Linked DNA regions of Homo sapiens: region 1 is linked to region 2. A link is a loop called in an ENCODE intact Hi-C map of the cell type or tissue named here. Cell type or tissue: A673. All regions are shown on one strand. Each heading gives the region's core, and the rest is flanking DNA. Links, peaks and the distances in the headings are about the cores only. Region 1 holds the start of LOC105377876 (a long non-coding RNA gene). Region 2 holds the start of LOC105377874 (a long non-coding RNA gene).

Evidence for each region. A loop is a pair of places that touch in the nucleus more often than their neighbours do. Peaks named below come from ENCODE experiments on the same cell type or tissue, not always from the same donor. Only the 100,000 strongest peaks of a DNase experiment are listed, where the experiment ranks them.
Region 1: it touches region 2 in a loop (9-fold over the local background); 2 of 110 quality-filtered maps call a loop at or near these places.

The regions. Positions count from the first base shown.
Region 1 is chr6:82,686,347-82,689,268 of GRCh38, forward strand. LOC105377876 (a long non-coding RNA gene) reads right to left here and starts at 2,138. Exons shown (of 6, transcript XR_001744232.2): 1 at 1,908-2,138. In A673, for the core only: no CTCF peak of the experiment used is centred there; DNase peaks (open chromatin) are centred at 635, 1,665 and 2,735; H3K4me3 peaks cover 1,499 bases; H3K27ac peaks cover 2,500 bases.
Region 2 is chr6:82,269,376-82,272,297 of GRCh38, forward strand. LOC105377874 (a long non-coding RNA gene) reads left to right here and starts at 2,063. Exons shown (of 3, transcript XR_942737.3): 1 at 2,063-2,382; 2 at 2,585-2,695; 3 at 2,842-2,922. In A673, for the core only: a CTCF peak has its summit at 1,593 (motif pointing right); DNase peaks (open chromatin) are centred at 1,626 and 2,066; H3K27ac peaks cover 832 bases.

The DNA.
Region 1 (2,922 bases), core at 260-2,759, 420 kb after region 2:
CAGATATCCTCCACTGTCATAATTTTCTTACTGTTACTATTTTTGCAAAGGTGGTTTCTGAATTGTCACAAACATCATACCCAAGTTAAATAACTTGCTATTTTCTATTTTTATCCTTCTTTTAAAAAATAATTTTAGATTTTGATTCAAAGATAGAGCTCATTTTTGCCACTGAATTCTCTAAGAATTTCTATCAAGGAGGAAGTCTTGATTAGATCAGTGAATCTCAGATATTTATAGTCCTTGGAAGAAACAGGTTACCAAAAAAAGAGGGAAAATGAAAGATGGTTCCTTTAAGAAATGAACAAAGAAGGAATATACGTCCCAACCACAAGAAGCAAATGGAAGGAAACGGCTGGCTTCAGAATGTTAATATCATCACTGCAAATTAGTTTTCATATAAGTAATTAATCAACTTTTGTCACTTTTTGCGATTCATTGTGAACATTCTGCATGAGGTCCGTCCTTCACTGTGCTACTTCAAGTTTAAAAGCCTGAGGCTTTTAGAACTTGCCTTATGACATTGTCGAGGCCCTTTTTATAGTCTAATTAACATGCCAGAAATTTCAAGCCAACAAAAGATACAATGGTACCATTTTTCAGCTTTGAAGAACTTTTTCATGCCCACTTCAAGCACTTCTTACACTTCTGGCCCTCTCTGCTCAGATACCAACCTCACTGGAGGGACTGGCTTTAAGCTTCATGAAGGGCCCCACCCTTCCTGTTCACTCAGTGGGACCATTCATGAGAGGAAATAATGACATTACATTATGCAATCTTCCCTATATGTAACCTCTCCTAATAGAGCCTTTTTGATGGAATTTTTAGGATCCACGGCCACCAGGATTAAGCTACATACTCTAAGCTAAGGACCACACTGGACTGGAGCAAATATAACAGATCTCAGCACGGATTGCCTTGGTACCAGAGTCCCTAACAAGCCCACATGCTGCCAGTCACACTGTCCACACAGAATCTTGGGGGATCTGGAACACTCCATCCTGGCTTTAAGTTACCACCACTACCAAACTACTGCCCTTTTCTATTAAGGCTTAAATTGCCAATATAGCAATACAGAAGAACCTATACTCACAAGCATTCACTTCTGTTTAAAGGGATGTTTACAAACAACAGGATTTCTTGTTTCTTGAACCTAACTTAGCAGCAAGATGAGTTCTCACCCGGGGGAGAAATTATATATACAATTTATTAGTAGTTCTATTACATATGTAAATGTGCCCATTATAGAATATAAAGAGAAACAGAAAGGAGTAAAATTAATCACTCATAAATACCTATATTAACAATTTAAATAGGCTTCTTTTCACCTTTTTTCTCCTGTAACTTGTATTATAGGAAAATGAAAGTAGTTGAAACTGTAAGTGAATTTTAGCCAAATATTTTTCCTAAATAAGCCAGCCAAAAGATGCTCTCCCCCAAGTCCTCTGAGATCTAATGCTGGACAAGAGGTACTGTGCCCCATCACCAACCACCCACATGGAAGCAGGACTCAGGACATCATGAGCTGCACATTTCTTATTTTGCTCACAGTCAAGCTGCGCAGGCAGAAGGGGTGAGGATTATTAATCAGAGAAAGTGAGATGAACTACCAGCTCTCTCTCCTCTGCTCCTCAAAGAATTCTTTCACTTCCTCTGCCTGTTTCCTGTCCTCACCCAGGGTGGCCCATGTTCTCCCATGGCGCTCTCCTCTGCTGCTCCGCTGCTTTCCTGAAGGGCAGCAAAAGGCCTCCCGGTGTCCACAGCATCTGGTGCTGCTTCAAAGCCAATCACTAAACCAGCCAACTATCTGCCCTTGTGATTTGCCCAGGCGAATCTTCCAAGGCCAGTCGTGTCAAATTGGAAGCTCCGGGAACCTCTGTGCAAATGAATTCTAAAATCCTCCTTACCTTTACAGCAATCTCACAGAGATTTATGTTGTCACCAAGAGGAAAACATAAACCTTTCTGCCGTCACTGAGGTACTCCAAGTGTGACTGCCTTTACTGCAACTCTCCAAGAGTGAACTCTGCATGAAAAATAAAATTTCGGTCTTAACATCAGCTTTACTGTGAAATGGGCTGGAATTCTTCAAGAGACTAATTTATAAATGAATTCCGAGAATCTGAACAAGAAGTATCTGAAAGGGAAAACTTAAACGATACATAAATAGGTGAAAATACGTTCAACCTCATTAACGATCAAAGGTATGCTAAACAAAACATACATGTTTTTGCTTATCTAACTAGAAATGATTTTTTAAAGTTATATTTGATGTCAGTGTAGAATGTTGGGAAACTTGTTAGTCAGGTTTCCCAACATTCTACTGGTGGGAAATTGGTAAAAGCAAATTGGGGAATTTATATTAACAGTAGAAACTATGCATAATCTCTCAGTAAACAATTCTACTTATGATCCTAAGGATAAAATTAGTAGCACGCAAGAAGATTTGATAATAGCAGAAACTGGAAAAATATACAAGAATGAGTAGTTATTAAATATGGTATCTTCACTTGACAGAATACTCTACAGCCATTAACAAGGAGCTGGAGGAAGAGGTTTATACGTGAGAAAAAGCTAGTTATGAAACAACACATACAATATAGCCCCAGTTTAGTGGAAATACATACACCTAGAAAAGGGTTTAGAGAGGAGTCATCAGTGGTTATCTCAGAGTGGGGTGGACACAAGGCTAGCAGGATGGCATGCAGTTAAGAGTAAGGGGATTGAACATACTTGGATGCATATCCTAACTCTGCCACTCTGGGAACTGGGGCAATTTTCTCACAGACTCCTTATTTGTAAAATGGGGATAATGTGACTACTTAGGGCTTGTTAAAGGATTAAAAGAAATGGTTTTAATAAAGTACATAGCACAGTATTTGGTACAAACAAAAACTAACTTATAGATCTGCAGATTTTTTAT
Region 2 (2,922 bases), core at 315-2,814:
TAGTGTCCTAAAATCTACCATCCTGAAAAATTAAGTTTATTTTTGTTTCTTTCTTTTTTTTTTTTTTTTGAGACCAAATCTTGCTCTGTCGCCCAGGCTGGAGTGCAGTGGCGCAATCTCAGCTCACTGCAACCTCCGCCTCCCGAGTTCAACTCTCAGGCCTCAGCCTCTGGAGTAGCTGGGACTATAGGTGCCTACCACCACATCTGGCTAACTTTTTGTATTTTTAGTAGAGACAGGGGTTTCACCATGTTGGCCAGGCTGCCCTCAAACTCCTTACCTCGAGTGATCCACCTGCCTTGGCCTCCCAAAGTGCTAGGATTACAGGCATGAGCCACCATGCCCAGCCTTTCCTATCTTTATGGTGAAAAGATCAAGACAAAAGAAACCCTTTCATAACTAAGCATCAGGCAACCATGAGAAGATCAATGTATTGAAGAGAAACTTCCAAGTGATGGGTGGTATTGGGAAATTAGAGATTTGGCCCTTGAATCAGTAGATATAGGATATCTCAGCAGGCATCAAGTGAGGTTTGAAAGTCATTCATTTAATTACCTCCTATCATTCAAAGCATTTTAGACTTGCCCAGCATGTTTTACATTTCAATTCACTTTCACATCTATTAGTTTAGCCGCAAGATCATGACAATGCACAACAGGAAGAGGTCCTGAGAAAGTCAAGTCCTCCGAGTAAATTTGGTAGGAATCTACCTCTATCACCAGCTGGGAAGTAGGCAATGATTGACACATGCAGATTTGATCAGTCTTTCAGTGCCTGTACAGGAGGAGACCCCCCTAGGGAAGGCAGAAGTACTTTGGAAACAGAGCAGCCGGTGAGTGGGATCAGAATGGAGACCTGATCTTAGAAGTATCTCACAGTCAAAGCAAAGCCAGTCTCAAGTTAGAGATCAGCCTTTAAAAGGACAAGCTGATTCTGGGAAACATGAATCACTTAAGTTAGACAGCAGTTTCTGATTTGGTGATGGTTTTTTAAATTTTTGTTTCTTTCCATATATATAGGGGTTGTTTATTCATTCTGAACTTTGCTAACAGTGGGCCAACTTCTAAAACTTGGTTATGGTTCTCATAGGTGTATATTTTTAATATGCATAATTGAAGACATCTTTGTTTTTTCATGTCCATATATTTAAAATTTGAGAAATATAAATTCAAGTGAGAAGAGTTGGAAGAGGGGAGCAATATTATGGTTTAGATGACATGATCATTTCCATTTTCTTAGCTTATTAACATATTTTCCTATACCTCGCAGAATCAAGGTTTTATTTTAGTGTGACAGACAGAACCGGGATAGCAAGAAAAAGTCCAAAGTTAAAATACCACTGCAGCAGTTCCTCTGGATACTGAAAGAGTTTTCATGTTTTTGGCTCTCCACAAAGCAGATTAAAGCTTAAAACTTTCAGTGAAAACAAAAGAGACCCCAGGATTGAATTATCCCCATAGAAGGTTAAACAAAAAAACCCAAAAGCCCAAAAACTAGAATTAAACCTGGAGATTCCAAAGCAGACCCCAGTAGAAGGATTTTGTTTTCTCTGTGCAATCAATAAATGATACAGAGCTTTTTTAGGTATCTGTCGCTAGATGGCACTATATAAACACCTTCATTTTCACTTTTCACATCTTCCCTTAGTAGTCAGAAAGGAGGCAAAATATCAGGTAAGGCAATCCTTTTAGTCTTCTTGAAATTGCTGCTGTTTATTAATTTAACTAAATCTTTAATTATAAACCTAAACACCTTGTAACAGATTTGCCAATACCTTAATCCTCTATCAGCAAGTACGGTTCCATTGACAGGAGATTGGCTCGAAGGCAGCTTTGGGTTTGTTATTTGACAGATAGGAAACTGAATAATAAGAAGGCAAGAAAATTGATAGTATGTGAAAGAGAAGACAGGAAAAAGAAATACATTTATGAGAAAATGTATAATCTTGAATTTTCTTTGGTTTCCATTAAACTGCCGGTGCCTCAGAAGATTGTCAGTTTAACGTTCTATCAGTAGTACCATAATTTATTCTTTTGTTATACCATGAGGATTGAAGACGAAAAGGCCCATGCTAGCAGGAGGCACAAGAAGAGATTATATATGCAAATAATTCTGTAGCTCTTGTACCAGGAGAGGGTTTGTCTTGTAATATTTCTTTGAAGACACACATAGAAATCTTTGATTGGTCTACAAAAAGCAAAATTGTGAGGCTAAAAAGAAGAGGGAGAAAGAGAAAGAATATTTGAAAAGAGTATGCAAAGCTATGATAAAAAGTCGGAAGATGGATGACAACTGCAGCATCTTTTTTTTTTTTTTTGAGAGCTAAGAATAGTGGGGATGAGGGGGTGGGTAAGGCATGCAAAGCAATTTGGAGAAGCAAGGGTAAGTGTGTTCAAGCCTGGGGAATTGAGGACATCTGGTCATATCCAGACAAAATGTTTAATCTGTGTAACTGGCAGTGGGCAGGGGTAACCCAGCTAGCCTGCCTTCCAAGTCAGGTCGGCTGCTCCTCGACTCTGCTTCTCAGGAGTGGTGGGCTGTGTTCCATGGATCTGAGGTGCCATGTGCTGCTTTCTGCCCCCAGGAAAGAAGCAGACACCGAGGGAGAATTTTAAAGACTTCAAAGAGCCCGAGTGGACTACCACATCCCTGTAGCTGGCAGTCCTATAGCTGGCGGTCCTACTTGTCCAGTAAGGTTAGGGAGGAATGGAGAGGCGGAGGAGTTGGAATATGTGGGTAGGGGTGGGGTTGGGAATGAGTGAAGTGGAAGAGGGCTGGCTAAATGAGCTCTCCTCTTCCAGCACACATTCAGTAAACTTTCTCCCTTCCTCTGTATTTCAGCTTCCAAACATTGGCTCCTCTCTGAAAAGGTCACCCTGCTTTTCAGACAGAATTTGTGACTCTCGGCAGCTGGGAATACTT